4 separate regions of the Homo sapiens genome follow, and regions 2, 3 and 4 are each linked to region 1. The links are chromatin loops, found by intact Hi-C in ENCODE. Cell type or tissue: PC-9. All regions are shown on one strand. Region 1 has its middle 190 kb from the start of TANK-AS1. Region 2 overlaps LOC105373718 (a long non-coding RNA gene). Region 3 holds the start of LINC02478 (long intergenic non-protein coding RNA 2478). Region 4 has its middle 21 kb from the start of ITGB6.

What was found. Hi-C counts contacts between places; a loop is a spot of excess contacts. Peaks named below come from ENCODE experiments on the same cell type or tissue, not always from the same donor. Only the 100,000 strongest peaks of a DNase experiment are listed, where the experiment ranks them.
Region 2: it touches region 1 in a loop (12-fold over the local background); 5 of 110 quality-filtered maps call a loop at or near these places.
Region 3: a loop joins it to region 1, with 4 times the contacts of the local background. A loop is called at or near these places in 17 of 110 quality-filtered maps.
Region 4: a loop joins it to region 1, with 22 times the contacts of the local background. A loop is called at or near these places in 3 of 110 quality-filtered maps.

What each region holds. Positions count from the first base shown.
Region 1 is chr2:160,967,182-160,975,181 of GRCh38, forward strand. No RefSeq gene overlaps it. Among named protein-coding and RNA genes, the nearest start is that of TANK-AS1, 190 kb to the right of the region's middle. In PC-9, a CTCF peak has its summit at 3,244 (motif pointing left); a DNase peak (open chromatin) is centred at 2,980; H3K4me3 peaks cover 378 bases; H3K27ac peaks cover 1,474 bases.
Region 2 is chr2:160,579,511-160,587,510 of GRCh38, forward strand. All of the region lies in intron 2 of LOC105373718 (a long non-coding RNA gene), which reads right to left. Among named protein-coding and RNA genes, the nearest start is that of RBMS1, 90 kb to the left of the region's middle. In PC-9, no CTCF peak of the experiment used is centred here; DNase peaks (open chromatin) are centred at 3,471 and 3,771.
Region 3 is chr2:160,267,125-160,275,124 of GRCh38, forward strand. RBMS1 (RNA binding motif single stranded interacting protein 1) reads right to left here. Exons shown (of 14, transcript NM_016836.4): 14 at 5,027-7,640. It overlaps LINC02478 (long intergenic non-protein coding RNA 2478), which reads right to left and starts at 4,771. Exons shown (of 2, transcript NR_103775.1): 1 at 4,596-4,771. RefSeq lists an enhancer at 2,979-3,588. In PC-9, CTCF peaks have their summits at 3,106 and 3,311; a DNase peak (open chromatin) is centred at 3,417; H3K4me3 peaks cover 1,486 bases; H3K27ac peaks cover 3,093 bases.
Region 4 is chr2:160,217,288-160,225,287 of GRCh38, forward strand. No RefSeq gene overlaps it. Among named protein-coding and RNA genes, the nearest start is that of ITGB6, 21 kb to the left of the region's middle. RefSeq lists an enhancer at 6,672-6,841. In PC-9, no CTCF peak of the experiment used is centred here; DNase peaks (open chromatin) are centred at 2,924, 4,604, 5,784 and 6,974; H3K27ac peaks cover 5,899 bases.

The sequences.
Region 1 (8,000 bases):
AGCAAGACCCAGTCTTAAATAAATAAATAATATTGAGAACGCAGAAATCAAAACAATTCAGATTACAAAGAACACCATTTGTCCCCCTAGTCTTTTTTCAGCAGGAAAAAAACCTTTATTTCAAGCAGAATCTTACACAAACCCTAACAAATCACACAGAAATTCTTAGAGCTGTTCTAGTAAGTGAAGAGATAAAACTCCGTCAGGTTCTACTTTTCTACTGACCTTCACCTTAAGGAGATCCCTGAGAGTCCTCTCTGGAACCTTCTGGAATCCCTAAAGGGTCTCTGAGCATCATTTAAAAATAACCTTAAGTACAGACCTCCATGTGACAGATACTGGCTTTAACACACCTCACGACCACAATCTCCCCACCTCCCCTTCACTTCTACACACCATAGATATCTCAACCCTCCCTCAAAGTCAAGCCCAGGACAGCACTCCCTTCCTCTCTCCTGCGCCGTCTGTGCTGGTCTAATACATATGTTCCTTCCCTTAGTGACAGACACTAGGCTTAACCTTACTTTTCAGCTGCAGCTGCGTCCCTGGTGTGGGTATGACCTAGTCCCAAATACAGATCCACAGTACAACGCAATCTTAAAATAACCTCAGCATTCACATTATCATGAAGTGATAGAGAGGAAGTCGTTTCCTCCTTAACTGAAGGGATTCCCATCCCTGTAAGATTATAATGTTTAGAGGAGACAAAACATGTTTATACATGAAATAATCTGACTTGAAATAGAAAATAAAATAAGACAGTATAAAAGAAGTTTCTAAATTGAAAGCAAACATGTAAGTGATATAAGTGGTAAGAAAAGGCAGAGAGCAATACTGGCTGGAGTGATCAGCAAATATTTTAAAGCGTAGTTTAAAATTAAGATGGATGCTGAAGGAGGGATTTAGAGAGGACAGATGGAAAGAAAGAGAAGGGTATTCCCAGCAAGCATCTGGCAAAGTAAGGTGTATTCTTTAGGAAGAAATTTGCATTCTAAATAATAAATGTCCAAATAGATCTAAGCTTTACTTAAAAGAGCAAACTTCTAAGAAGAAACAAGTTACATTAGATCCTTGACAGAGGAGAGATTTTTTCCACTGAGAAGATGTAAGTGGAGCTTCTCAAATCACTTTCAAGAACTCAGAGATAGCTCTATTCCTGTGTGCCGAGATCTCTGCCCAAGGCATTTTGAGGAGGAGTATGAAAAACCTAGTAGTTTGGATTCCAGTGTGTTGCAATAATTTTGAAACACTAAGCAGTATATTCTCCTTCCTACTTTTATCTCTCTTCACCTTCCATTCCACCTGTTCCAAGCTCATTGTCTGATAGAGGAGAAGATCACAGAAAGTAGAAAAGAAAGGAATCTTTTCCTGGCTTTGGACTTTCAAAAGGCGAGTGAAAGATTTAGAAGAAAATGAGATGATTCCTTGGTAGTTGTCCTCATTTATACCTCCATCTCCAATCCCTTCATCCCCTCAAAGCCAGAGAAGAATTCCCCAGGCCTGGGGGAAGGTTTGGAAAATAGGTGGTGGGAAGTGATGTGAGAGAAATGTCCTCCTGGAAGATGCCCTTCACCTCAAGGACAAGAGTAGAAGCAAGTTTAAAGCCAGCCCAGCCTTCGCCCAAACAAGGATGTACATTAGGGGCTATGCTACCTGTCCATCCTTCCCACTGGCAGCTAGTGAGGACTTCCCTTCCACAGCATTCAGCACTTTGGCACTGGAGCGCCATCTTTTTCTGCCAAGTTACCACAGATAACTGCCTAGTCCAGTCCAATGGTTTTCAAACATTAATGTGCATCAGAATCACTTGGGGGGGCTTGTTAAGACACAGATGGTCAGGTTCCACCACTAGAGTTTCAGATTCAGCAGGTCCCAGGCGCAGATGGAGAATTTGCCTTTCTAACAAGTTCCCCAGTGATGCCAATGGTGCAGGTCTAGGGACCACACTTTGAGGAGTGCCCTAGGCAATGCCATAGGACATTTTACTCAACAACTTTACATACAAGTTGTGGGACCTTAACCACATTTCCTATCCCCTCTGTCCCTCAGTTAACATATTAAAAAAAAATAGGTATATTACCTACCTCATACAGTTGTGGGTAAAGATTAAATGAGATGTTGCTAAAATATTTATCAAGGGAATTGGCTTATGGCACGTAATATTGCTGTTTATTATTATTTATAACAACATTTAATATAAGGCCTCTCCCCTAATTGTTTTTAATAAATGTTTTCTGGCTAGCTGAATTGTCACCAAACTTTCACAATCCCAAAAGAAAGTTGGGTAAGGCTACACACTCCTGTCCCCGCCTCTGTTCCCATGTCCATACCCTAACAATGACAGGACCAAGAAATTGCCCTCTGGTCTATCCTGCCTGAAGCCTGAGCATGTGTCCCTCTAAACCCCTCCAGACCCCGCTATGAAATATAAAGAATGTCAGCAGGCAGCAGGCCTCCGTTGTTAAGAAGAGGAAACCGGCCGGGCGCGGTGGCTCACGCCTGTAATCCCAGCACTTTGGGAGGCCGAGGCGGGTGGATCATGAGGTCAGGAGATAGAGACCATCCTGGCTAACAAGGTGAAACCCCGTCTCTACTAAAAATACAAAAAATTAGCCGGGCGCGGTGGCGGGCGCCTGTAGTCCCAGCTACTGGGGAGGCTGAGGCAGGGGAATGGCGTGAACCCGGGAAGCGGAGCTTGCAGTGAGCCGAGATTGCGCCACTGCAGTCCGCAGCCCGGCCTGGGCGACAGAGCGAGACTCCGTCTCAAAAAAAAAAAAAAAAAAAAAAAAGAAGAGGAAACCAGGAGAGGCCGGCTCCCAAAGATGTGGTCCAGTAGGAATTCAGAATCGCCAGTATTCTTAGCTCCTGCTTATCTTGGATTGAGCCTTTGTTAGATTTTTTTGTTTGTTTGTTTTTAAAGCTAAGCAGTCTTGTGAAAAGCAGCTTCTCAGTAAGCTATATAGGCACTTCCTGGTTACCCATGATATGAGAATAACCTTTAAACTATTTCCATTTCTGATCCGGGCTGGAAACAGGAAATGCATTGGGTACAGCTTTAAACAACAACAACAAAAAGGGACCAAAAGATAAACCAAATTGTCCCAGGGTTCAGAAGAGGTTTATGCTAAGCGTTAGAAGGTTCAGATTTAGTGAATCCTCCCCCACTTTCTGCCATTCCAGAAATTCCTTTTAGAGGAGGGGGAAAAAAAAAGTGAAGAGTTGTACTAAATTGCAGAGCACTGCCATCTTCAGGGCCAATGAGGAAAATTTCCCAGGGTCAGCCAGATAAATCATCTTCCTAAACACTTCATTGAAATATAATCAGATGGTTAAAAATTTGACAGCAGACAGACTGGAACAGATTTTTCTACTGTTTCCAATGTTTGAAAAGTCAGTAGACACAGCTTTTTGTGGTGTATGAACATTTAAAAAAATATTTGCTGATTGAAAAGCCATTTACAATAAATAGGAAAGTTTAAATAGCTCAAACTGCATTGCCAAATGATGGGAGGAACACAGGCACAAACATATTGTTCAGAAAAAAAAAATTCCTTAAAAAGAAAAGTATGAATCGAATGATTTAGAAATGCTGTTTGAACAGATGGTGTGATTAACAACTAGTGTGTTAGCCATCTCAGGAGCTTACAGAGAAGTAAACAAATGCAAGGGGAAAAGAATCACTTTATTCCCCCAAAGAGTGTTTAGTTCATTTCTCTATGAAAATTTAGAAGTCTACATTTTGAAAGTTGGATATCCCTAGGGGATATTGGAAATAAGAAGTGACAGGAGTCTTTTTGGAGAAAGACCACATTAGGACAAATGCAGATGCTCCCCATACAGGCTGAGGTGTACAGTCATCCAAAACGCTGGAGGCAGGTGGTGCTGTGCAGAACACACAAGCCATGGAGAAAGAGGGCTGGGTTCTCACCCTGGTTGTAGCCCCAGTTACCACTGGCCTGGAAGGCTAGCCTTGTTCTCTCTGGACCTCAGTATCTTTCTTTGGAAAGTAAGAGTGAGAACCAGATGAGCTGTACAGCTTGCTTCAAAAACTTTAATGTGCACCTGGGGATCTCATTAAAATACAAATTCTAACTCATAGGCCTGGGGTAGGGTCACAGTTTGACTTTCTACTGGCCCCCAGGCAATGCTGATGCTGCTGATCCACAGGCTACATGTTTAGGACCAGGGTTCTAAGTCCTTCCAGTGATGATACTCTATCATCTTCTGATATTCCAGGTGTTGCTCAGGCAAGAATAGAAGACCAAGTGTCTACCTCCAAAAGGTATATGACTTTGAAATGGGTAAACATATATATGTATAAACATGTAATAAACATGCCTCATGCTGAATTAATTTTGAAAGCAAATCAAGTATTTATTTGCATTATGTAATTAACAATGGAATTGACTTTTGTGAGCAGGAGAGGTGAAGGGGAAGTCCTGGGAATTGGGTGTGGAGACCACATACTATATGGGGATGAGATGAGGGGGAGATTGAGATTGGGAGCTTGAATCACCCACCAGCATCCACACAGCATATTCAAGACAGATCCTGAGACTTCACCAGAATCTGACACTTTTACTATATGAAGGGCACTGTTAAGAAAATAGAAAGGCCGGGCACAGTGACTCACACCTGTAATCCCAGCACTTTAGGAGGCTGAGGCAGGCGGATCACTTGAGGTCAGGAGTTGGAGACCAGCCTGGCCAACATGGCAAAACCCTGTCTCTACTAAAAGTACAAAAATTAGCCAGGCGTGGTGGCAGGCACCTGTAATCCCAGCTACTCAGGAGGCTGAGGCAGGAGAATCACTTGAACCTAGGAGGCAGAGGTTGCAGTGAGTTGAGATCGTGCCATTGCACTCCAGCCTGGGCAACAAGATCGAGACTGTCTAAAAATAATAATAATAATAGAAGAACTGAGAGGAAATATTTGCAAATTGCATATCCTACAAAGCACTTATATCCAGAATGTATAAAGAATTCTCAAAACTCAACAGTAAGGAAATATCCCAATTTAACAACAGGCAAAAGACTTGAACAGAGACTTATCCAGAGGAGAGATATGGGTGCCAAATTAAAGACGCTCAACATCACTAGCTACTAGGGAAACTCACATTAAAACCATGATGACATACCACCATACACCTATCCCAATGGCTAACATAAAAAATATTGACAATACCAAGTGCTGGTGAGGATATGGAAAACTGGATCACTCATATATTGCTGATGGGAATGTAAAATTATATGACACTCTTGAAAAGACAAAACTGAAGTGACAGAAAACAGACCAGTGGTTGCCAAGAGGACAGGTGTGGGTACGAAAGGGTAGCACAAAGAAGTTTTGGGGGGAGATGTAAGTGTTCCACATCCTAACTGTGGTGGTGGTTAAATCTACACGTGTTAAAATTCATAGAATTAACACCATGAAAAAGTCTATTTTACTGTATGTTAATTTTTTAAAAAACAGTGATCTGGAAAACATTGAACAGTTGGCTTTTAAAGACTTTGAGTGGAAATGAAATGTTTTTGAAAGTATTTGAAGTAAGTGTTTCCTACCACCACTATAATACTTTACCAGCAACATTTTAGTCTTAGCTACCATTTTCTATCTCTTCACACAGTCTCAGGAGATGTTCCCGTATTCTGCTCCCAACAGTGTATTATTAAGCCCATGACACCCTTTCCTTTTCTGATCATATTTTAAGATGTCAGATCAGTCTTTCCCTACAAGTTAAGGCCCTATCATTAACACAAATCAGCAGTGAGTCCAGGAGTCCAACTCATTGCTGACATGGCCTTGCCTCCCAGAAACTTAACATTCTTATAAAAATAAATTAAATCAGTGGATTCTCCCATTGTTTGCACCACATAATACTCCCCCAGAAATTTCACAGAAAGAATATGTATTAACAATTCCTAAGAAAAAGATAGACAAATTGCTGTAAGAAAATAGTCAACCTCATTAGTAATTGAAGGGCTGCAAATTAGAATGAGATGCATTTTTTAACCCATCAGCTTCATAAAGATTAAACAGAATGGTAGGTAAATATATACAGTGTTGAGAAGAGTGTGGGGAAATGGCGTATGGGGCTGAACTGGCTTACCTTTCAAGAGGCCAGTTTCACAGTATATAGCAAAAGCCTTAAAAATGTGCATCCCCTTTTGCCTTGGAATTCAACTTCTAGAAATTCATCCTAAGAAATAAGCAAGCAAGGATGTTTGGCTTTGCATTGTTTTCAACAGTGAAATATTGCATGCCAGGGCTTTAAAATCCCTTCCAGAGTATGGATAAAGATACTATCATTGTCTGATATGCTAGATGCTGCACAGAGCATAATATTATACTCTGAGGGTATAATGTGATTCAGAAATATGTATGGATTAATACACATAAAGAATATACTGAATGCCAAATATCTGATTTTAAAAGTAATTTATTTAAATTATGCAACTTGAAATAATTTACATATTTAAAAGATAGAAGATTAGTTACATAAACTACGTAATATCCAAGCAATACCACTATTAGAAAAAATCTATATATTTTTTGACATAGATTTGCATTTTGTATGTTTTTATGTGAAAGATGCGTACCACAAAATAGTACTATCTTATTTTTATACAAAATTTACAAAAGACAGAAAACATATGTATGGGGGAAAACTGTAAGCATACACTTCAAGACATTATTATGGGTATTGCTGAGTAGTGGGATGATGATAACGGATTTTTATTTTCTTCTTTATACTTTTCTGTATTTCCTTTTCTTCCCAATGAGGATACATTGCTTTCACGATTGAAAAAAATTTTAATTAAACTGTTTCTAGAAATAACTAGCAGATTAATCAGACACAGTTTTCTCTGTACTAGCATTGTTGCCAGAACCCCCAAAAATATTTCACCTGTTGCTTATTTGGAATCTTACCTTTCATCACAGACTTTATAGGCTTACCAGCAGGTTCTAACCACTACCCCTAGAGCATTTGGAGTCACATGGCAGCCACTGCCACAGTGGCCCAATGCACAGCTGTTATGTCTTGAACAATAGCCCTGTTTGGAGTCCATTAGAAGATCTTGGGTGGTTATCAGCCACTTCCAGTGATCTTGCTGTGCCCTGACTTTTTCCTTCATACCTCACAACTATCTGCTTCCAATATTAATTTGGAAATGGAGTTCAGCCTTAACATCTTTCTCTAACATCTTCCTTTGAAATAAAAAATAAAAAAGCTATGGAACTTTTTTCAAGCAGTTTTCCTTAAAACTGGGTTTCATTACAAATTTGAAATGTTTTCAAATTTTTCAGGTAATAAAAAGTCAGAAAAAGGGAGAAAAATCTGTCTTTTCTGAATTCTTTTTTATATGGTGATCACTTTTCTTATCAGGAAAAAAAGAATAAGTGAATTCATTGGCTCTACATTATTTCTTTTTTATCCACAATATAACTTTTCTGTATCTACATAGCTTGTGATCTGATATATTTAAAAATAATCTTGTTATTACTGATTTCAGAAAACTTTGCAATGTGCTTCTAAAATTATTTATTTAATTACCTAATCTTTAATTCATCCCTAATACCTGGACATTTTATTTTTGGCAAACAATTTTCATGTGTTTGCATTAACGTTTTTAGTTAGCCTCTAGGCTTTTTTAGAAGTTATTTTAAAATCCATTTCAGCCAAGATTTCTGATCTGTTCTTGAGTTGTATTTAAATCGGTGTCTTTTGCTTTACCTCACCTTGCTAAAATGTTGGACGTAATGGTGCTATGATTACCTAAAGGATCACGCATGTATTCCTGACTAAACCAGTTCTTGTTCATGACACAAACACTTTATGCCATGAGGGGTTATTCCCCTTTGTTAGAATTAGTCATTTGTCTCATCCTAAAACCTCACTGATGCATTTCCTCCTGAATTAGGCAGCCTGGTAACTGGCAAGTAGATAATGGAAGTTTTTAATTTCTTACCTGGCCTAACTTTTCAGCTTCCCCAGTTTC
Region 2 (8,000 bases), 390 kb before region 1:
GGAGTGAGGCAATGAAAGGATGTGCCTGATATTCCCTGGATCTGTCCAGGGTTAAGCTGCTCTCTGAACACATAATGCCACAAGAAGCTGCTCTTCTGGGAAAGAATTTTAAAATCTGTCCTGCTGTCCTACCTCATAGCCACGTAGCAGTCAATTATTTCCAACTCAGCTGGGATTGTAACAATACTTGCCAGCACTTTTATGGCCCTTACCTAGCACTTACCATATATCAGGTATTGTTCAAATCTCTTTATGCATAGTAACTCATTTAGTCCTTACAATAGCTCTCTCTCTAAGGTATGCATACTATTGCTCTCCCCATTTTACAGGTGAGGATGCTGAGACACAAAGAGGCCATACAACCTGCTCAAGATTGTATCAGTGGGAGGTAGAGCCCAGGTTTGGATTTGGGCTGCCTGCCCTCAGAGGCTGTGTCCTTCTCCAGTTAGCTGTCTGCCTTGCAGGGAGGTGTTTAAAGGCATTATCCTGAGGTCAGTGAACACCATCAGGGACAACCCTACCATTCCCTCTCCCTCTAAGTGAGTTCCTTATCTACACAGCCCTCCCATCAGCATCTAAGCTCCTTCAAATAGAATTAACTATATTTTGATTATCTTTCTGTTTGCTGCAAGCCAAGAATGTTTCCTTGCTCCACTAATAATTTTTTTTAAATTAAGAAACATTTCCAAAATGAAATGGCCAACATAAAGCCAAAGATTGGGGGCCTCCAAATGTCTGGTTTAATTGTGGGAGTACCTGGGAGGAGAGTGGCTGAGGTGATCTGATCGGTGGGCTGTTAGACACAGTCTGCACCTCATGGTCCCCCTGGAACAGCCTACAGGACCGAGGTCCTGGAGCCACGTTGTGGTTGGCCTGGCTCTGGCCATGGTGGTATTGCCTTGGAATGTAAGCATGTCATCCCCCTATTTTCCCTTTAAAACCTACATTTGAAAACACATTTCTGGATGTAATTTGGTCAGACGTATTTGCAATGAGGTGACATTTCTTGTCTTCTGTGGTTAAACCTATAGCTGTTTTTTATCTTCATCTTTTCTATTTGGCTGCTTTCTCTGTTTTTGTTTTTCAATACTGTAGCTCCTGCCTCTTATTCCTTTTTTGCATCAGCCATTTTATGCTATCACTGATCTTGTGGCTCACTTCCTTACCTGGAAGCTTTCTAATACCTTTGCCATAGACCTTCCCACGATGTCTACTAGTACTCACCCTATTCTGTGCTCACCCTAATTAGGCAAGGACTGGCATTATCTTATGTTTCTTGGAATTTCCTTGGAACAATGCAGTCTCTAGTACATTTCCATCATTCCCAAGGGAAGAGGTTTTAGACAAAGTGTTTTTGGTTGCAATGACTGAAACCCAAGATGAATGATCTTAAGCATAAAATAATGAATTAGCTCTGATTTTAAGATACTGAAGACTCACAGAAGTGAGCTCACAGAAAATGCTCAAGAAGATATAGTGGCTCACAGAAGAGCTTTAAGTGCTGGAGCCTTAGGGATAAGAACCGTGGACTCATTTCTTGTCTCTTGCCTCCGCTGAGCCTCATTTTGCAGCGTGGCCCTCTCTACCCTCTCCATGTGGCAGAGAAGATGGCCATCATTAGCTCCAGAGCTGCACCAACCCATTGTATCCAAACCTACATCTAGCATCTGAGTATCATTCTCAGGGAAAGATTCTGACTCACATGGCTTGTGGGGAGATGACGTCTTGTGACTGGCCTGACCCAGCCCATGTGAGCCTCCCCCTGTGATTTAGTGGTAAAGCTCTGTCTCTAGCTTCACAGGGGCAAGCATAGGAGCTCCTCAAAGGAAAGAGGGCTGTGTTTCAAAGGGGATGGAAAATCATGCTATGTGACAAAATCCCTGGCTGCCACAGCCTGATGTAGTAGGGAGATCCTCCAATATAACAGCCTCCAACGGAGTGTCTAAATAATTCCCTCCAACTATTCAGTTTCCGTTTATGTGATATGATTTAAGGGTATCATTGAGGTTGAATGTGAGCTGTGGAATACAAGTCAGTAAGAAAATTATAGCCCAAGCCATGTGGGACATCATGACCATGTAAACCAACAAGTTAAAAATCACTGGTAGCGGGAGCTAGGGCAAGAATGAGCCAGAGGAGGGCCCTGGTGAGCCCCAAGTAAGATTACTATTCAGGATGACACAGACAGCTCATATAGAGAACGATTGCCTTGAGTGTGCACCAGGGCTCAACGGAAAACCTCAGAAAGCCACTTGAATAGAAAATCGAAGGGGTCCCAATATGTGGACAGGGGTACTTTTCATCCTGCTGAGGAATCAGCAAAAAGAGCCAGTCAATTCTTTGCTCCAATACTGATTTTTTAAAAAAAGTTTAAAAAATGGAAAAATAATAATTAGAGATATTCATGGGATACACAGTGATGTTTCAACACACAGAATGTATAGTGATCAGATCAGAATAATTACCACATCCATCATCCCAAATGTTTACCATTTATTTGTGTTGGGAACATCTAATATCCTGCTTCTAGCTATTTGAGAGTATATAATATATTAATGTTAACTACAGTCATCCTACAGTGGTATAGAACACTGGAAATTATTCCTCATCCAGCTCCAAGACTAGTTTGTGCTACAAGGGTCTGGAGATAATTTAAGAAGGGGAGTGGAGTGGGGAAGGGGAAGGGAAAAGATGCATTTATGAAATACGTCACTAATCTAAATTTGTGGAGAGAGTTCTGGGATTTTCTCATAGGACCAGAACTCAAAAGCCTCCATCTGGGTAAAATCAAGATAAAATGTTTGCTGACTCCTTATACCCTAAGGGGTGAGATGCTCTTACTAAGAGCTTCTGAAAGCTTCTTTTCAAGCAAGCCCCTGTCATAAGAAAGACAATAGGATGTTTACAGTTTTCTTTCTTTCTTTTTTTTTTTGATAAATTCTGGCTGATGGTAATTCAGAACCATGCGTAACAATGTTTAGTTTTCTATGCAGACAGTGCAATGCTTGGACATGTCATGAACTTTGCAAAGAAAAAGAATATGCCTTGTAAAAAATTTAGTACCCAAATTTTGGGACCCAGAAAATTGAAATCTGTGAAGAATGCACATCTAAATCTTTAACATAGTGCCTCGGGGTTGGGGATGGGGGGGTAGCAGGAGGGAGGGGGATGTAATTCAAATACCAGCCTGGAGGAATCATTTCCATTATGCTGTAAGAAATGTAAGAAGTTATTATAATGAGGTCAGTTCTGGTCCTTATGTTATTAGCCGACCAGTGAGGACAGAGACAAGGTAGAACAGAAATTAATTAGTATTATGGGGGCTTTATAATCCAAGGTATTCAGAAATTTAGCAAAACTAGGTCTGTGTTCTTAAAAAAAAAAAGGATTATAGAGAGACCTTATTAAAGCACAGAAGGCTCAGCTATTTAAGATGGTGACATACATAGAGGCAGGAATGTGCAGAGAGAAGCTGAAAGGCAGCCAGGCCCTGAAGGAATTTCAGTGGAATTTCTTCACCGGAGGAGTAGTTAATAAATAGAGCAGATTTCTAAGGGCAGAAACTAGAGCAGTTACTACAAATAGTTTTATTTTTCCTCCTCCTTCTTCTTCTTCTTTAAAGAAGGGAGTGATAGGAAGTTGGAGAGGAAAATGTTGAAACAAAGAAAAACAAGCTTCTTACTAGCTCTCTAGGCCATCTCCCATGCAAAAATGTCTGTTCCCAGACATTCAGAATGTTGTATCATTTAGTAATCATAAAACATACTGTAGAGTTGACCTTGGGTGTTAGTTTTAGATTAATACTAGATATCATTAGGAACTGCATGTAATATAATACTTTTCAAGAGTCTGAAATACCATTTGTTTTGTCTTGCTGCCAACATTTCTGCTATTTTCCATTGCACAGGACAGAAATGAGGGCTTGAAAATCCTTTTGTGCTCTGCAGTCGTCCCCTCCTCCTGCCTTTGATGCAGGTCTTCCTCATAGTCTGATACACAAAGCCTTTTCTGGGACAGTGTTAATATACTAGATGTTTACAGATCTGAGGTTCTGAGTTATTTCTGCTTCCCCTTGATCAGGTAGGTTGGCTAACTCATTGTGCACATGCGTTTTTATTCTTCGTACTGTAAAATGATGACATAAAGAGAATGGGTGTAAATGTGTATATCTTTCCACCAACATATCTACAGTTTTATCAATATGCAGATTTTCTCTCACCTTGCCAGTCAAAAAATATTTGACCAGTAATCAGCTTGGCAAAAACTGTTAACTTTGAAATTTGCCAGTTGATTCCTGGGGCTGGAACTATTATCTGTTGTTCCTGTTACTATTTCTCTATTTGTGTCTCTCTCTGTCACTACCCATGAAAGTAAAAAGAATATTTACCCAAAGCCTTGCGATCTCACAAAAGAAGGGTTCGGTCAGGGCAACAGCTCAGGCAGCCCCAGTGAATAGCTCAGCTGACAGGCGTGTGGCGTGACTGGACTCACTGCACAGCAGCATTTCTCAGACCATGGGCTGTGTGGTCACCTGGGGTGTTTGTAGAGATGCAGATTCCTAGGCTCCACACCAGACCTACTGAAACAGCATTCCTGGGCTTGGGGCCTGTGAGTCTGCATTTAATTATGTCGCCCACGTGACTCTGAGATACATGGGCCTAGAGGAATGGAATGTGTACTTTGAAGGGGAAGACATGATGGGGGCTAAGAAGGCAACTGTAATGGATATTTGCTTTCATTTCAGCCCAAACCTCACAGGGAAGAGCAATAGCACAGGTTACAGTGTGCCCCAAGCAGCAGCCATTTGGAGGTGCCAGGCAAGCAGGGCACATGTGGTACTGCAGGGTCTGTGCAGGAGTGAACTGGGGCCAAGTGATCAGCAAGCATTCAGGGAGTGTATTAGAAAGTATCAAGCCGTAAGCAGAACGCTTTGATATCCTGTGTGTGTGAGAGATCATTGATTGCAAATCTAGTGGGCTCAAGCACAAAGCATTTCACTAAAAGGCTAGGGAGGCCTTTGAAGATTAAGGAAGGCTGAAAGGTGAGCTAGAAAGACAGGATAGTAGATCTGTTGTTAGAGGAGGGCATGGTACCTTGATCAACAACCCCCTAGTCTGTATCCAATGAGAGAGAGGGATTCCCTTAAAGGAACTCATGGTGCATTTTCTCAAAGTAAGGACATGGAATGGAGTGGATGTGAAACAGTCAAGACAATTGGCCCCTTGACCAAAAAAACAAGCAAACCAGTGAAAGCCAATCTCACTATGCAAAAAGCCATCTATCAGCTATCAGGGATGTCCAATAAGCAGAATGAGATGGTCAAAGGGCCAGAGAAGAATCAGGAATTTCACAGGAAGAGAGACAGGGACAGAGTTAGCAGGAAGGCAGGTACTCAGCAAGGGCAGGCCTGCAATAATGCTGTTTTGCTTATGAACGTTCAGAGGGCTGGCCTCTGCTTCTTTGCCCCTGGACTCCTCCCAGTCCAGTCTGCAATAGTCTCTACTTTGCAAACCCTCTCCAGGCAGGGTGCCCTCTGCTCTGCATCTTGAGTGCTTCATCTCTCCTTGGATGACCTATGGGATACTGCTCAATCTCTTCCTTGCCTTTTTTCCCACTGGAATTTCCCTCATTCCATGTTTCCATGGGAATTGTTAAGTTGCCAGGGGCCTCTACTCTCTTGCCTATTTCCCTCCATGTCACTCTCACTTAGGGGACCCTGTGGCTTAGAACAGCCATGCCAGCACCATGGTTGGTTAAATAGGCCTTTGTGGTTTGGCCTGGGAACCATACCACTATTTATCATGATTTTTTTCTATGAGGAAATTCTTTGAGTTCCAAACACCCCATTGACTGATGACCTTTCTGAACACAACTGTCCCATCTGGGATCAGCAATGGGGTGAGATCACTAGGAATTGTCAGAGCCAAGCTGGGAACAGCAAAACCAGGGCCAGGGCAGGCTAGGGTCAGAAGCAAGGCATAGGGAGGCATTTGTGAAGGGAATAGCAGGATCGGGGCGGTCAGGGGTTAGTTAGGGAGTTCATAGCAGGAAGGGGTCCAACTCAAGCACAGATGTGAATGTGTAGGTTTATGGATGAATCTAGAATCAAACTTGCTGGGAGAGGGATTGGGAGAGGAGAGAGTAAATGACATGACAAGCAGACAATGGATCCAGGGTAGGTAAAATGTGGAACTGTCAAAGGGCAGAAGACCTACTGGGGCAGTGCCTTTATTATCACTCCCCTTTTGGGCCTGACTGCCTAGAGCTGAGGAACTTGGCCACTAGTGTTTATATCTGTTCTCCCACTAAGGGAAGCACAGTACCCAGGGTCATGGGGACACCGCAGCCTTGCTAGGAGCCAGTCTTGGGTTGCTAGTCCCATTCCTCGCAGAGGCATTGTTCCCACCCAGATCCCTCAGGCCCACTGCGTGGATGCCTGGTTGCTACTTCTCTTCCTTTTTCTGGCTGCTCTTCCTTTCTCACCACTTTTCTTTGCAAGCTCCATGGAAGGAAGTCCTGGGTCATGACCTTCATTTCCTGCCTCATGTGGCCATAAACTTGAAGGAGATAGAGTGAAGAAGGAGAGACGAGGTAAAACTGGAGAGGGGCTAGTGAGAATGGTGATGCTGAAAAGGTATTTGCAAGAGAATTGGAGTTCTTCTTAAGAATTCTAGGGCTCCAGAAGCTTCCTTTCAAAAAGGGTTGGTCATAGAAGCATTATTCATAAGAGTGAAAAAGAACAATCCAATGTCTATCAAGTGATGAATGGATAAATGGGTAAGCAAAATGTCATATAATCATATAATGGAATATTAGTCGTAAAAAATGTAGTACTGATACATGCTACAACATGAATGAACCTTGAAAACGCTATGGTAAAGAAAGAAGCCAGGCACAAACGACTATATATTCTATGATTTTGCTTATATGACCAGAAATGACCAGAATGATCAAATTCATAGACACAGAAAATAGATGAGTAGTTGCCAGGTGTTGGGGGAAGTGAGGAATGGGGAATGTCTTCTGATGGGCATAGGATTTCCTTCTTTCTGGAGTCATGTTCTAGAATTAGTGGTGATGATCACAATCTTGTGAACGTACTAAAACCTGCTGAATTGTACACTTTAAGATGGTGACTTTTATGGTATGTGAATTGTGTCTCAATTTTAAAAAGGGATTGGCAATGGCTTGCTGAGGAGGAGTTAATTTTCACCTGCACTTGCTGTTTGCAGAGCCTGGGTCCCCTGCTGTTCTTTCCAGGCTGCTTCTAGTGCATGGAGCTTGTAGACCTCAGTCAGAGAATCTGGTGTAACCATCACCGAGTTAAGCATTTCATAGTTGAGAAATGCATTCAAGTGGTGACAGAGAGATGGGGTGAGTCTTTGGCCCTCAACAATCTCTATCAGCTTCCCCAAAGCTACTCCAAATAACGAGAATAACAAAAGTCAAATACAAATACATCATACTATAGAAACGCTCAAATAAAAAGTACTACTAAGCATTCATAGAAACTTGCCACTTTAATTGATCTATTTCATACAATGTAGGTAAAAAAAACAAAAACAAAAACAAAAAACCACACAGACACACATGGGTTTTCTGACCAAATACAGCTGCACCTGAAAGTCATCTTTTCACCTGATGACTACCCCGAAGCCCCTGTTGCATGGGATTCCTGACATGGCCATTTGTGCTGTGATCCTCTTTGTGCTTTGAATGCTTGATCTGGAGCTGATCTGTCTAAGATCCTGTTTCAAAGTCTTTTATTTATTTATTTATTTATTTATTTATTTATTTATTTATTTTTTATTTTTTTGGAGACAGAGTCTCACTCTGTCACCCAGGCTGGAGTGCAGTGGCACTATCTCGGTTCACTGCAACCTCCCCCTCTTGGGTTCAAGCAATTCTTCTGCCTTAGCCTCCTGAGTAGTTGGGACTACAGGCACATGCCACCATGCCTGGCTAACTTTTTTTTTTTTGTATTTTAGTAGAGACAGGAT
Region 3 (8,000 bases), 700 kb before region 1:
CGGAACATTTTTGCTGTTGCAGAGCTGTTTTGTCCTTCAGAGTCATAGCAAAGGGCTCTGTGAGAGGGATGAAGTATATCACCTAAGAACATGTGATGAGATCAGAATACCTATTATGAGTCTATAGCCTACCAGAATCACTATCACGAAACGGTGGCTTGCTGTGCCGCCCTTGACTTTTATGAATGGGTCCTATCTGAAACAGGCTTGGGAAACTGTCATTGTATTGGTGGAGAAATGTGGTGGACACTGCCCAGTAGCCCCTGCAGCAGCCCCTGTACAAAGTGAGTAAATACTATCTTTCTCCAGAGAATCTGGCGGGCTTTATTCTTTTTGACAGTAAGAGCTACAGATGCAAGTTCTTTTCTCCCTTTTCACCTTGGCTGCCAGGAAACATAATTATTGAAGTTTAACTGTAGTGATGGTGGAGAACTTTGGCCTATAGAGCTACATTCTGTGTACTCCTTATGTCTCTTCCCTGTTAATTTATCAAGTCCAGATTTCTACGTTTGTAATTGTGTTTCCTACACAGTTGCCTCAAATCTTCGTAAAATACAGGTTTGTAAAACAAAATAAAACAAAACAAAAAACCCAGATCATTGGAAGAATTAAGTTGAAGGATCCAAAATCTTCTCAATAAAATTGAACTAAATGTTAGGGAGAAAATAACAGTAATGGAAGTTCCTTCACGTATTTCTTAGGAAAAATTGTTGTTCCTGGCTAGGAGGCCAGGAACAATATTTATGGTCTTGAACATGTGTCAAAGACATGAGTTACAAAGTGGATAAAATGGGATTCCTGCCTAGGCTTCCCTGAAGAAAATAACAAATAGTTCTCAAGATATATGAAGGGCATGGGAAAACTATACAGGTGTTTGCAAATCCATAATCTGATGTGTGGAGAACATGTGACCAAGGGTAAAAGAAATCAAAATGACATTACTTGGAAAGTATCCCACACCCTACTTGATTTTTTTTTTTTTAAAGGACAGTTCTTTCTTCTTACACATTCCAGTATTTTCAGAACAGAAGTGACAGCAATGTCAACTCTTTGGACATCTGCTCCAAGTCTCATTCTGGCAAGGGCAGAGCTATCAAAGACTTTGTCTGTCTGCCTGACAATTTCATCTCTCAGAAGGTAGAGGAACCCGTGAGGAAAATGGCTGCTCTCAAGTGAATTCTGATCAGTAAAAAAGGAACTGGTTGGAAATGTGGAAATACTGAGAATCTCAGGAGAGATGTTTTCATTATCTTCGCCCCCTCACAGAACTCCCAAAGCTCTTTATTTAGATCTTTTCTTACTTCTCCTTATAATATTGTCACTTATAGACTTGTGTCTCTAAGATTGTCCCTTGAGGACTGGGACCACATCACATCATCTTTGTGTCTGCCAATGCTTGGGGTAGTTATCTTTTAAACACAAAAAAATCAATCAAATGTGCTTAGTTGGAATATGAGCATAGTGACTTGCATAATTTCAGGATAATGTGACAACATTCTTTAAGAATTTTTTTTCTTGATCATAAAATGTTTTCATTGTTGAAAACTGGAAAAATTATTCAGGGAAGTATAAATGAGAAAATACAAACTTTCTATAATCCTCCCACTTGATAAGCATTTTGAAGTACTTTCTCCTTGTTATTTATTTTTAAGACAGTGTATCTCTCTGTCACACAGGCTACAGTGTAGTGGCGTGAACATAACAGCCACTGCAACCTCAAACTCCTGGGCTCAAGCAATCCTGTCTGAGCCTCCCAAGTGGCTAGGACTACAAGTGTGTGCCATCATGCCAGGCTAATTTTTAAAATTTTCTTGTAGAGATGACTCTTGCTATATTGCCCAGGCTGGTCTCAAACTCGTGGCCTCAATCAATCCCCTGGCCTTGGTTCCCAGTGTTGAGATTACAGGCATAAGCCACTGTGCCCAGCCTCTCCTTGGGTTTTATACTTATTTCATAGTTTTGATCATACTGTATCTACAGGTCTGTTCCTAACACTTTTTATTCACGTTATATCCTAAGCATTTTCCATGTCATTAAAATGTCCTCATTTTAAAATGACTTCATATTATCTTGCATGTCTTTAGCGTAACTACTGTCATTTAAAAAATAAAGCAACATAGGGATTTTCACTGGCTACAAGTTCTAAGAATTGTGGTATGTCTGAGAAGTCAAAAAGGAACCGGCAGGGCAGGGGAGACAGGTGAAGTCCCAAGTTCTTCCTCCGGTTTTGGGTTTTATCCTGAGTCAACTGTGGTACATCTGGAAGGTGAGTTGATGATGTGGAGTGACCAGGGCTGACGAGGAAGAGTTAAAGCTGGAAGGAATGCTCAACCCAGAGAAGAGCAGAGCCATGGAGTCACGTTTCCACACTTGAAGTATGACTGACTGACTCTGTGGCATCCCGGTTGGCAGCACTAAGGCCGGTAAGTGGGAATTTCAAAGCCACAATTTGGACTCCTCTGCAAACAAGTTTGAGAGCTGTTCCCTAAAGCTACCTGATGCCCTGTGAGGCAGGCAGTGCCTGGTCCCTGGAGGTGTTCAAGTAGGGCAGGTGGCTTCAAGGATACTAGAGGATAGGAAATCCCTGCAGTCTGGTTTATGGTCTGGGTCCTGTGTGAGCACTGGAATAGCCTACATCAAATCTTAAGTCTCTCAGAGTCGCATAAAACAACCGAATTCTTTAATTCAAAGCCACGTTTTCAATTCTGAGCAGCCCAGAGACCTGCCATCGCTTTCTCGCGCCGAGTCACGTGGTCTGGCAAGGCGCGCGGTTTCCTCCCTAGCCGCCCCCAGCTGCCCTGAACCTTCAAAGTCACATTTCAGTCACTCCCCAGTCTGACCAACAACGCTCACAATGAGGGCGCTGCCAGCACAGGCGACGGCCTGCGCTCCAGTCTTACGAGGAACCCCAAATTCAAGACCCCTGTGACCCAGGCCTGTGTGCCCCGACAGGCTAAACCTCCGCCCAGGGGCTTCCCGATGTCGGCTGCAGCGGGTCTGGGTTTTCGGCCTGCAGAGCTCGCGTCTGACGGCTGAGGAACAAAACACCCTCCCTCTAGCGGCTCAAGCGCACACACCCTCTTGCCTTCCGCAGCCACCGAGCGAGTCACGGGAGACACTCTGGAGCCATTTTGCGGGGCTGGAATTCCTTCGCCCGGCGGAGCTCGGCGCGCACCCGTCAGCTGTGCCGAGGACCCTGCGCCCGGGGGGCCCCGCGGCCACGTGACCCCCATCTGGCTCTCGGCCTGGACTGAGGGGGCTGAGCTCATCGCGTTGCTATTCGAGGGGCAGAGACTGCCTGGCCTTCCTCAAATCCTGAGCTCCCGGCTCTCCTCCCTCCCCCACCTACTTGACATCTCAGGCTTTTTGTGGAAGGGGCAGGGCGATTGAGAGGTCGGTGACCTTTGTCCCAATGGCGCTGGCTCTTTTCCTTTTTGGCTACCCTAATGGAATGAGGATATAATCAGTCATATCTTAACATTCATTGAGCCCCGGCTCAGGCTGGGAGGCACTGCCTTTCTCCTAGTGAATTTTAAATCAGTATTTGTGGGATTTAAGCTCCAGCGGATAAACCTAGAGCCACTGGCCATGAAGGGTGTGGCAGTGGGGTGAAAAACGGGACTCCCGCCTCCACTCCCTGGCTTTCCTCATTCCAGCCACTATAGAGGGGAAAATACGTAGACCACAGAGCAACGGCCACACCCTCTTTCCTCTCCTCCAACCCCAGAATTCCACTTCAGTCTCAGAGCTTTCAGCTAGGTGGGGTTTATCCCCAAACATGCCACAACCCCTCTAGTTATATGGGAGCGGTAACTGTGAACCACCATCGCTGGCTTGATCCTCCCTTTTCCGTGGATTGGTGCTCCTGAGTATGTTTACCGGTTTCAGTACATAACACAGCCAGATAGAGGGCCGCGGACTTCAGCGGCGAGAAGCTACAACAAAAATAGGGTGAACAAAAACGAAGGTGCCCAGGAGCCTGAATTGCATTTCTTTCTTACCTTTGGTCATAGAAAGGAGCACTTAGGTGTTTGGCTGGAACGCAAAGTGAGACCAGAGCTTACATTCTTAGCAGCCTGGGTTTGTCTCGAGAGGCCATGCTTCTCTCCTCCCTGACATTTTGCTCTCAGAAGCACCAGTTAGCATCAGAGGAATGTTGTTTCCTTCTCTGAAACAGCCATCAAGTACCAGCGATTTCTTGGCTCCGGCAAGTTAAGTGCTCTGACCCCTCCCTTATCTAACTCACCCCGCACACCATCCACATGGCAGGGGACGCAGCCAGAAATGGAGCGGACTGCATCTTTTCCTTGCCCACTCTTTTTATCACCATGACAGAGCCACTGGACACCAGGAAATAAATACTGAACCACCACACTAAAACGTTTACTCCACTTTGGGCAGAAGGAGCCTATTTTGCATATTAAGTGCCTCCTATAAAGCAGTCAAGTGAGGGAAAGAGGAGTTCTCGCTCCTCCGTGAATGCTGCACGGGAGCCTCCAGTCGGGAACAGCTGAACAGGTAGCTCTGAAAGAGGACCTTGGTCATAAACGCATAGATAAGATTATCCCGAGGTTCTCGCCCACATGCTTCCTTACCACAGGTGGGAGGGCTGCTGTTAGGCTGTCTTCCTTGCTGAGCATTGACAAGCAATGAAATAGTTGAGGCGTAGCAGCAAGAAAGGAGGAAGAAAAAGGGCCTGGTTTTTTGGTCTTTAAGAACAGACCACTAGTGGTGTATTTTGGGCTGGATATTTGCTGAGCCGACCGTTGACGTGCTGAGCTGACGGTTGACGTGCTGAGCTGAGGGTTGACGTCTCTGGTCATTACACAGATTTAAATAACCAGCAAAAGTGGGGTGGAAAGGTTTTTCCAATTGTTTTCAAGGAAATGTATTTTGAGGATATATTGAATCTGACATAACTTTCAACTCACTTTCAAACCAATCTACTGAGCTGAAGAAAGAGATCAGAAATGAAATGAAATTCTGATATACACTTAATCGACTTAAAAAAAATTGACAGGAAAAATAAAATTTCAGATGTTTTTTATTCAAAGGTTCTCAAAAGAAATAAAACAGAAAAGCTAACAATCTGATCAAATGTACAGTTCAAAAATGTCTTTTGGCGTTTAACAACAAGTCCTAGGAAAGAAAACTACAGAGTTATCTTGAACCGGACAAATAAGTTACCACTGGCAAGTCTGTGGCACTAGTAAAACAAAAATAAAAAATTAACTCTCTTGATCATATAGATATCTCTATGAAAATCTTTTTTTTTCAATCTGTACAAAAGGTCTTTCTTCATAAATTAATTTTTTTATAATTTAATGGCTGTCTACTATGTGATGTTTAACTGATTTTTTTTTTTTTATGTACAGAGGTTATGTTTCCCAAATCTTACCCAGACGAGTATGGCACTTAGTTCAGACATTTCTAGCAGCAGATTTCCCCTCCCCTCTAACCGAGCTATCAAATTTCTGTCTTAACTAATGCAAAAATATCAAGTAGTGAGAGACCCAGGTTTATAACTGTACTAGGTACACAGAGGGTGCTGCGTTCAGTCTGGACTTTCACAAAGCAGTAATATTCCAGGGAGCATAGAACCAATAATACCACAACTTTAAAAAAATGAAACAAAAACAAAAACAAAAACACATTTCTCTTATGACTATGTAATTTTCACTAGAATCTACACTTCTCAGAGCAGCAAGGACTTTTGAAACTATGAAATGTCACTGACATCTATCATCAAATACAAGCATAAAATTTAAGAACTAAAAAATACTTGAAAGAAATAACTGCTTAGCCCTAGCTCCTGAGCTAGGAGGATTTGGTCTGTGGAAACAGGGAGGGCCAGCAACCTGTCCCAGCACAAAAGAAAATAGACTCTGAGGTAGATAACTGATCATACACAGCTGACCAGACAAGTACACAGTTTTGGAAGACAACTTAATTTACCATTGCTTTTAAAACATATGCAATTGCCTTAATAAAAGAGCTTTAATAACAGTGAATTATCTTATATGTACTAAAGTAGAAATAACTGTGTATTTATGAATCAGGAATTTCATAGTTTCAAAATTGGTTTTCTTTACACTTGAACACTTGTAGTGATGATGTAAAGTGTGGCACTGCTTGGATCCAAATCTTCCTTCATGCTTTTTTGTTTGTGTGTGTCCATACATCAATTAAAATTATAAAACCTAAATGCAAAGGTACAAAAAAGGCACATTCTCCTAACCGCAAACTGGTCCGGCAAAAATAAAGAGCACAGAAGATGTGATGCTGAGACAAGTTGGAGCTACTGGTTACTGGCTCTTCGGTCTTTGGTGAAGTTACCTTTAAAAGTGCCAAGTCATTTTTATTTTTCAAATTTACCTAATAGAGAGAGAGAGAGAGAGCTAGTAGCCAATCGTTTTGCTTCTATTCGTTATCTCAGCTTATGTTTGAAGATAAATCCTTACTTTTAGCTTTTGCCACTTTGTTGCAATAGCAACATTTTTCGGTTTGCCAGATTTCAGGCATAATTCTCATTCTAAAGCACTATCATTAGTATAAAGGAAGGACAAAACATTCAGTGACTCCCCTCCCCCACCCCCATCCCCAACCCCAACACTACCTACACTAAATCTAGTACATCAAGTTAGCTTTTTTTTTTTCCTGAAAAAAGGCAAAAAAGACTTTACATTGCATCATACAGCAGATATCCTAAATCAGTCAAACTATCAGAGGAAACTGTTGGCGTACAGCCTTACAAACAATTTACCCTAATAAAAGTTCCCCAGTCAGAAAATGTGTTTCACACAAAACATTTTTCCCTTCTTGCATTTCACTACCTTACACATTATGTGAAAAATCATTAAAAACACCTACTACATATTTAAAAAAGCCAAAATTTCAGCAACTTTTATTGACTACCTTTTAAAAGCCCTATGCTGCTGTTTTACAAGGCATAATAGACCAGCTCATTTGGTCAAAGCATTCTACATCATTAGTTTGAACTAACTTTTACTGAAACAGCTACAGCATCAAAAGAGTTAAGGCAAATTGGAATTCATAGAAAAGGATAAGACACTTCACACTACGTTGAAAGAAAGACAGAAAGCTAAGAAAAGAGACACTGACGGCAACACTGAATTACAGCAACACTCGCACTGCAAGCACAGAACACCATGGGTGAAGTCGGACTATTTAAACTTCAGAAAGCCCATTTCATACAGCTGGAAAAAAAAAACACAAATTAAACACAAAATGAACAAAACCACAAAAATCCGGTCATGCACTTGGATAAGTCTTCATGGTCTTTGTGCATACCCAGAAAATTGAAGTTTTCTTTTCTTTTTTTTTTTCTTTTTCTTTTTTTGCATCATAACATTTGATAAAAATCTTTTGTTTTTGTTTTTTGTTTTTTTTTTTTTACTAAAATAAACCTGTTCGGGGGAACAGCTACTAGATGAATTTAAGGGTTTTATGCACCTTATAGAACTTATAGCAAAAATAGTTTTAGTTGATTTCATTATAAATAACGTTTTCAAGAACCTGTGCAAAACTGTCAATAATTTCCTAAAGCACAATTGATCAGAAAAATCCATGATTGTTCAGCCTTCACACCCTTCTTCATGTAAGAACACCTTTCTGTACATCTGGAAGAGAAAAATAAAAGACAAATGCTTTTGTAGATTTGGTGTGAAACACTACAGAGCTTTGTAATCTGTTTCTTGTTTTAAAGAGATATGTGTTTGAAAAAGGTTATGCTCATCACTGATGGTAGACTGATAAATGCAGACTCTGGAACTGATGGTTACTTTCAATGCCTGTCACATCCAGGACTTGCAAAATACTTTCTTTTCTAATTTAGAGCCAAATTCATTTGGGTCTCTAAAGAGTGACTTTATGAAATCAAAAATACATGTTATCACCAGGGCAATCCAGAAACCAAGGTATTCTATATCACCAGGGCAATGCAGAAACCAGGGTATTCTAAGTTCTACACAGCTATTTTA
Region 4 (8,000 bases), 750 kb before region 1:
ATATGTTCTTTAACTAAATTGTATTTTAATTTCTGGTTTTTGTTTGTTTGTTTGTTTGTTTGTTTCTCAAGACAGGCTCTTGCTCTGTTGCCCAGGCTGGATTGTGGTGGTGTGATCATAGTTCACCACACCAGGCTGAAGTGATTTTCCCACCTTAGCCTCCCAAGCAGCTGGTACTACAGGTGCGTGCCACCATGCCCAGCTACTTAAAAAAAACATTGGTAGAGATGGGGTCTCTGCCTGTTGACCAGCCTGGTCTTGAACTCTTGGGCTTAAATGGTCTGCCCACCTCAACCTCCCAAAGTGCTGAGATTACAGGTGTAAGCCACCATGCCCAGCCCTATTTTAATTTCTTTGAATTGAGAACTAACACAATTTCAAACACACAGTAGGTATTCAATAAACCCTGGCTTTGTCATTTATTGATTATTTGATCTTGGGCCTGTTACTCGCCTTATCTAACCCTTAGCCTTCTTATTGGTAAAATGATAATAATTGCCACCTTGCAAGGTTGTTGTTATAATTAGAGATAATATAAGTCAAAGGTCTTGTATAAAATATTATTAGGCATCTCTACCCCAAAGTAATATATCATCTAATTGGAGAAATTGATATAAATTAAAAGAGGCAAATTGGTGTAGGGGAAGAATACTAATAAGGAGCAGGAAGACCTAAGACTCATCTCAACTTAGCCTCTCAACAAATGAGTGACTTTCCTGCTCCTTCTTTTTCTAGGTCTTACTTTCCTCATTTCAAATTGGAGGGAGGTGGTGAGTGTGGAATAGAGAATCCCAAGATCTTTTTCCACACAATGATTCTAGAAACAGAAAATAAAAACAAGAGTAGAGATATGTAATTCTGAATTTTGAGGAGTGTAAAGAGAAGACAGTTATTCCAGGAAATTTTTAGGAAGATATGATTTAAGACAACTCTTGAAGAAATTGAAGAACACAAACTGGTTGGAAAAGAGAGAGTGGGTGGTGGGCAGGACCAAAAGAAGCACAGACAAAGGAAGATTAACATCCAGGCAAAATCTTGGAGTAGCTGTGAAAAAACCATCAGACCCCTGGCTAGATGTGGGGAGTTGGGCTAAGATGCAATGGGACAGGAAAGGGAGGACCAGTTGATGTAAACCTCAAGCCCTAGGCCTTAGAATTTAGATTTGAACTGATTGGCAATAGAGAGCTGCTGAAGGTTCTGAACAAGGGAGTAACAGGGTGATAATAGCATTTGGGGAAGTATATTGTGGCAGCTACTCTGCTGTCTATATAAAATGGAGATGCTAGAGGCAGGGACAACCAAAAGGATCTGTGGAAATACTTCTGTAGGATCCAGATTAGATTAGCTTCTTCACACCCTGGGATCCAGGAATGAGGTAATGGTATCCTTGACTAGGATAATATGGTACAGGGGTCCCCAACCCCTGGGCTGCAGACCCGTACCAGTCTGTGGCCTGTTAGCAACCAGGCTGCAGAGCAGGAGGTGAGCATCCAGCAAGCTAGTGAAGCTGAGCTCCGCCTCCTGTCAGATCAGTGACGGCATTAGATTCTCATAGGAGCGTAAACCCTATTGTGAACTGTGCATGTGAGGGATCTAGGTTGCACTCTCTTTATGAGAAATGTAATATGCTTGAATCATCTCAAAACCATCCCCACCCCACAGCCCCCAGTCCATGAAAAATTGTCTTCCATGAAACTGGTCCCTGGTGCCAAAAAGTTTGGGGACTGCTGGTATAGTCGATTGTTTTACTGATCAAAATATTCATTTATGCTAATGTATGCTGGGCTTAATACCCAGGTGATGGGTTGATAGGTGCAGCAAGCCACTATGGCTCACATTTACCTATGTAACAAATCTGCACATTCTGCACATGTATCCTGGAACTTAAAATAAAATAAATATTAATTTAATCTCTCTAGGAGATTATTATGCATTCATACTCCCTGATTTCAGGCTTGGCCATGTGACTTGCAATGCCCCTATTATAAAGAGTATCGTGCCTATCATCCTCTTGAACTCAGAAGTCATGTGGCTTTCTTTAGCCAATAAGATATGAGTGGATGTGATACATGCTACCTCCAAGCAGAAGCTTGAAGAGCCACTTCAAGGTCTCACCATCTTCTCTTTTTCTTCTGCCACGAAACTAGTAATGTCACTGATAGGAGCTGCTCCTTCAGCTTAGGTACTGAAGTGAAAGGGTGTGGGGTAGAGCTGCAGCTGACCCACAGCTAACACATATTTGTAAGACATAAACACTGGCATCATAACCCACTGAGATTTTGGAATTGTTACTGCAGCTTATTTTAGCCTTAGCTGATGGATGTAGATGATGACTGTAAAAAAAGACACCACTAAAAAGAAAAAAAAAGAGAGAGAAGAAAGTCGCTAATGCAATGAGGAAGAGCTGAGCAGCATCTCTTGGGTTCAAGGCGTTAGAACATTACCTCCTCATTGATGAGGGTCCTATTAAAGGTTTGGAGGTGGGTGGGAAGCAAAGGGATCATGAATCCTGTTGTTGACAGCCTGAGGTAGAGCTGATATTAGGACATCCAAAGGGAGAGCCCTTGGAGGTCAGGCCTCCCCTGACTTTCTTCCCACTCCTCATCTCTCATTTGATCCTGGTATGAGGAGGAGGGGGCTAGAGCCAATGGAAAGTACCATCTCCAGGCTTCCAAATGGGATTGCTGGGCATATGAAATGTCAGTCCTAAGAATTTGGCTTTTCATCTGTAGGTGGTGGGAGTCTAATGAGATGAGAGCTGTGTAGTAGGAGTGAATGTGGAACTAGGGCAGGGATTTTGATGGACTGGAAATGGGTAGAGGGTATTAATGACTCTGGGCAAGGGGTGAAGTATGTGTGAGCTAGAGCAGGGCACAGGAATGGAGAGGGAGGGGCATCACTGAGATCAAAGTTGCATGACTCACTTACAGACTTACTACTATTCGATATCACATTTGCCCTTTATATTACACATAGAATCTCATATTCTCAATGAAACTTCCAGAACTGAAATCCAGAAATTAGTCTCTACTCATAGCTTATCACAGAGCCTGTCTTATCTTCCATCTAACAGCCAAGGCCGCTTATCTATCAAAATAACACTGATGATAATAATAATAGTTATTTAGCATCTACTATGCTACTATGTACCTGGTGCTGTGCTAAGCATTTTCTATACATTTAATCCCACCTGAGAATGGTTCATTTGTTAAGTTAATGTCTTTGAGCTCAAGACCCAGCCCTCCATACTCCGCTTTGTGATGTGGAAGCTGAGACTCTGCAAGTCACACTGATACTTATGCTGCCAGCTGCTTCATGTTAGGCTCTGCACATAGGGGCAACAGAGGACTGTGAGTCTTGAGGAGGGAGGACCTGTTCCTTCTTGTTTGTTTCCTGTTTTAGCAATGTCTCCCCAGCAATGCCTCCTTGCCCTGGCAGTGGGTTCATTCCAGTAGCAATAGTGGAATCTAGTTTGCTGGTTTTTCAACCGTCACGGAACCAGTCTCATCATGCCCACTCAGCAACCCTGTACAAGCCCAGCAATGTGCGTCCTCAGAGGTCTGGGTGTCAGCCCTGCAGGAAGCCTCCTCTAAGTTTCTCAGTTTTAGTAATTCCAGCTTCCTTGCCTTTGTTCTCCAGCCCTCAGGGTGGCAGCTACTTCCTGCAGTTCCCACCTCAGTGATATCTCAGATTCAGCGTTTTACCCTTCCAGTTGCCTAGTTAACAACTTTCTACCCACTCAGTGATTCTTTATGTTTAATTCTTTCTGTTGAAATAACGCGCTGTTTCTCTCTCCTGCTGCGACCCTGACTGGTGCTCTGAGGTAAATGTTACTTTTTCCCTTGTATAAATAATGTAGCCAATGCTTAGTATTATGCCCACTGTCATACTGCTAATAAGTGATTCCAGTCAGAATTCAGATCTTTCTTTTAACTCCAGAGCCCTGGTCGTAATTGCTCCCATCCCTGCTTCCTTTGGGGTCTCACGATCTTGCTCACTTTTTGTGTCTGGTGTCTGCCATCACTGGGCGACCGCTCTGGAGCAGGCCCTGCTCTTTCCCCCACCCTCTGAGTGCAGGGTGGAAGGCCCAGGGGGTGCATGCTATAGATGGCATCATTGCAGCCCTGTCGGAATCAGAGAGATGGCTGGCTGCTGCTGGTGCCCACATCCATGGTGTCATGAGTTTAGGACTTGGCACCCCAGGACCTCCTTTGCAGCCCTTGACTGAGAGCTCTCTCTGCTCAGCTTCCCCTGGCAGCTTTGGAAGAAAAGTGGGGCACCAGCGTGTGGACAGCGAGCAGCCCGGGGAGGGAACCAGGCTGGCTGGAGCGGACAGGCAGTGGGGCCTGCTGGGAACTCCTCGGTGTTTGGCTTCTCTGTTCAGGAAGGAAGCAGACACTTTAAATCTTAGTCCTCTATGGATAAAGCCATCCCAGTTTAATGTGTTTTTGCTTAGCCCCAAGCTGGAGTGTTCCTCTTCGAGCCAAACAAACAGAACAATGCAAACATTCCCTCCCCTCCGCCACCAATTTCCAGGCCTGGGAGTCTCCTGCTGATCTGATGTGGTGGCCTGTGCTGTGGGTGAGGCTGCCCTGGTGGAATGTGGGTGAAGGGTGAGCCTCAGCCCGGCTCCCTCCCAGGATTCCAGGCAGCGTGACCTAACCCTTCCCTGCACACTCCTCAGCAGAGCCTGGTGGAGGAAAAAGCCAGGCTCAGTCAGCACCAGGCCTAACCTGGCCTGCCCTCACCTCATGATCCTCCTGCCTACTCCCCCTGGCTCTGGGCCAGGGATGATCCAGCTGACACCTGGAAGGTGGTTGAGGGTGGCCTGGGAGGCAGGCAGGACCCTCATGACACTCACAGTGCCCTTGTGCCTGACTTCATAGATTTAGAGAGAGAGGCTGGAGAATCAGTTATCTACAAACAACTCAGAATTGTGAGAAGGGCCGGATTGTTCTCCGTGCTCCTGATGTTGAAAATCTTTATAAATTGAACAAGTCAAAGTGTACTGACTGCTTACAGTGTGCCACTGGCAGGAAGGTACCAGCTCAATTCAGATGTCTTGCATAGCAGGGCACTTGGGGAAACAGAATTTGTGTTGTCGACATTCGACATTGTAGATTTGTCCACTTATTACGATAGTTTCCTAGGAGATGAAGGTAAAGTGTCTTGAGGAAGGGGTGCCTTTGCCTAATTTGCATAAAGGCACCAAAGGGGCACTAGTAGTCTACTAGGACCATCCCCCTTCCTCACCCACATACCCTTGCTGTTGATTTCTGTGTATCTGTTGGTATTTGTACATAATACATACATAAAAGTTCTTGTCCCCTTCTGGAGAGGGGAATTGGGGAAGAAGCTGCCGAGGAGAAAAGTAGGGAAGATGGAAAAGCTGGCATACCTTCCACTCTCTAGCCTAGTGGTCATGGGGCCGATGGCCAAAGCAGATAAAAAACTCTTCATTGAGTCTCAGTAGTGAACTGCCTCAGGGCCCAGGGGCAGGTTGCTGGCAAAGGGGCTCTTCTCTCCTCTGCCCAGCATCCAGTACTTTTGTGGCACTGGAGAACTGCAGGCCTTGGGGACAGGCAGGAACTGTACCCTTGGCAGGAACCCTCACTACCTAAGGATGGGCAATGGCTTATGAGTGAGAAACACGGAGCCGTGGGAACTCAGAATGACATGCTACCTGGAGATTGTGGTAACGCCCTGTTTTTTTGTGGGCATATCTACGAGCCTCAAGGACATTGGAGACAGCCACCTAGCAAGAGCTGGGGGCCTGTGGGGGAAGCTGGGATCCTGCTGCTTTACATTCAGCAAATATTTAGAGAGTGTTGGGGAAGGTGGAGTTTGCTCTGTCATCTAGTGTGGTCAGGGTGGGCCTCTCATAGAAAGTGACTAACAAAGTAGCCCAACATGGGGTAGGCGTGCATTTCAGGAGGAGGAACCAGGTGGTTGCACATCAGGCTGTTCTGTGTGTCAAGAACTGCAGGCCATCCAGTGATGGTGGGGCAGTGAGTATGGGACAGGGATGCAGAGGAGGCCAGCGAAATAGTAGGAAACCAGAACCTTGAAGGTCCCAGACAGCACTGAGGTTTTCCTCTTGATGAAATGAGAGGGTTTTGAGCAAGGGAGTAACGTGGTTTGATGCGTGCAGATAAAGGCTTTTAAATCAGCAGCCATTGCAGGTTTGTTCACGGCAGTCTTTTATGGCGGTGCTATTATTATCCCCATCATAAAAGCAGGAAAGCTTTGTTTAAAGGATTTAAGAAATTTACCGAAGGTTAGCCAGAGTGGAATGGAAGTTGGGATTTGAACCCAACCTGGAGCCCTGCTTTTAATCACCAATGGATGCTCCCTCTCCATGGCTGAAAAAACTCGTCATGCTGCAAGAACCTTTTCCTTCAAGCCTAGTACTAGGTGTGACAACACCCTCCATACCTGCCAAGACCTTTCTGATCTCCCAGGGATTGACTTCACTCTGCAATCATCTTTCTTAGTGATTGGAGCACCCAACTGCTGGTGATCTCTCAGGCATGCAAATGACTTTGGCTTAAGGATCTTATCTCAATCTATAGGGAGATCCTCCTGGGATTCAGAGACCTAGTCCCATCGAGGCCTATACATCTATTTAATTAAAAACAAGTTCAAATCTTGAGGTTTGGGAAATTGCCTGCCTAGTAATGCAAATCTATAAATTCTACTTCCTGCTGCTTCCAGGCTGACTGTAAATACCCTGAAAAATCAGCCTCACTCGAAATGTTTTGGCCATTCCACTTCTGGCTCAATAGGTAGTAATAAGTAAAAATGAAAGTGGTGAGAGAAAAACTAGATGAAATTAAAACTAGCCCTTCACAGGGCTCAGCTCAGGGATGGTGGTTAAGGACTTCTGGCTTGTTCCTGTCATGTCTGACGTGGCTCTTTAATTCCTAAACCCGAGTCCTCAGGGTCTGTACAGCCACCTCTTCTTTCCCTGATGACTCACCTTCAGCTCTGAAGTTAGAAGAGACAGATGAGTCATCATCATTTCAGAAGCAACAACTGATGCAAAGAATCTCAGTTTTGCTATTAAACTAGGGCGGTTATTACATATTCTCAACCAAAAGCAAGCACTAAGCCCTGGCAGGGGCTATCCATGGAGTACTCACAGGACAAGGGTGCAGGATATTTGAGATTTGTGGTGTTCTAGGAAATCCAGTTGCATAGGAGCCACATATTCTGTGAATTTGAAGTCAGGGTCTTGGGCAGCCTGAATTCTCTAAAAGGTCTCGCTACCACTTAAGGACTGATACATTTCCTGAAAGATACATTGCCTTCCTGGTAATAGCCGCTGTAGTGATACAATAGTAACAATTACAGTACACCCCAAGGTACTACAATCCCCAAACCATCTGAGTTTGCCTGACAGTCCCTGGTATTCATTTGATGAAGTCAAGCTTTGAGATAAGCACACTTTCCAGAGCTGGTAGTGATACTGCCTGGATTCTACTTGGACTAGTGTGCCCAGCTAGTCTGTTGAGCAGTCCCAGGGAAGGCTGTCTGTGGAAAGGTAAACGAGATGCAGATGTGAGCCCCTCATTTCATTGCAGCATACATCTGCCAACCCAGTGAACACTGTCATCATCTTTTATCACAAAGACCCACCCTCCCACTCACCTCTTCCAACACTAACCTAGGGCTCTCTTTTAGACCTATTCAGAGATTCCTGGGCTACTCCACGATGGCTAATAGCCCATTGCTTGCTCTCAAGTTAGCTTTTAAGTCTTCATCCTGCCCACTGATGAACTTTTATTCCAATTGCTTAGCAGTGGCATTCTCAGGGCTCAATGGTCATAGACTCATGCTTTCTGCCATTCTGGTGACACAGCACACAAACACACATGTGCACACACCCCACAAACCATACATACACATCACACACAGAGGTTTCCAATAAACCAAATGTGTGAATCTTTTCCAGAGTGAGGGCAACTAGACCATACCAAAAGATAGAATTGTTTCATTAT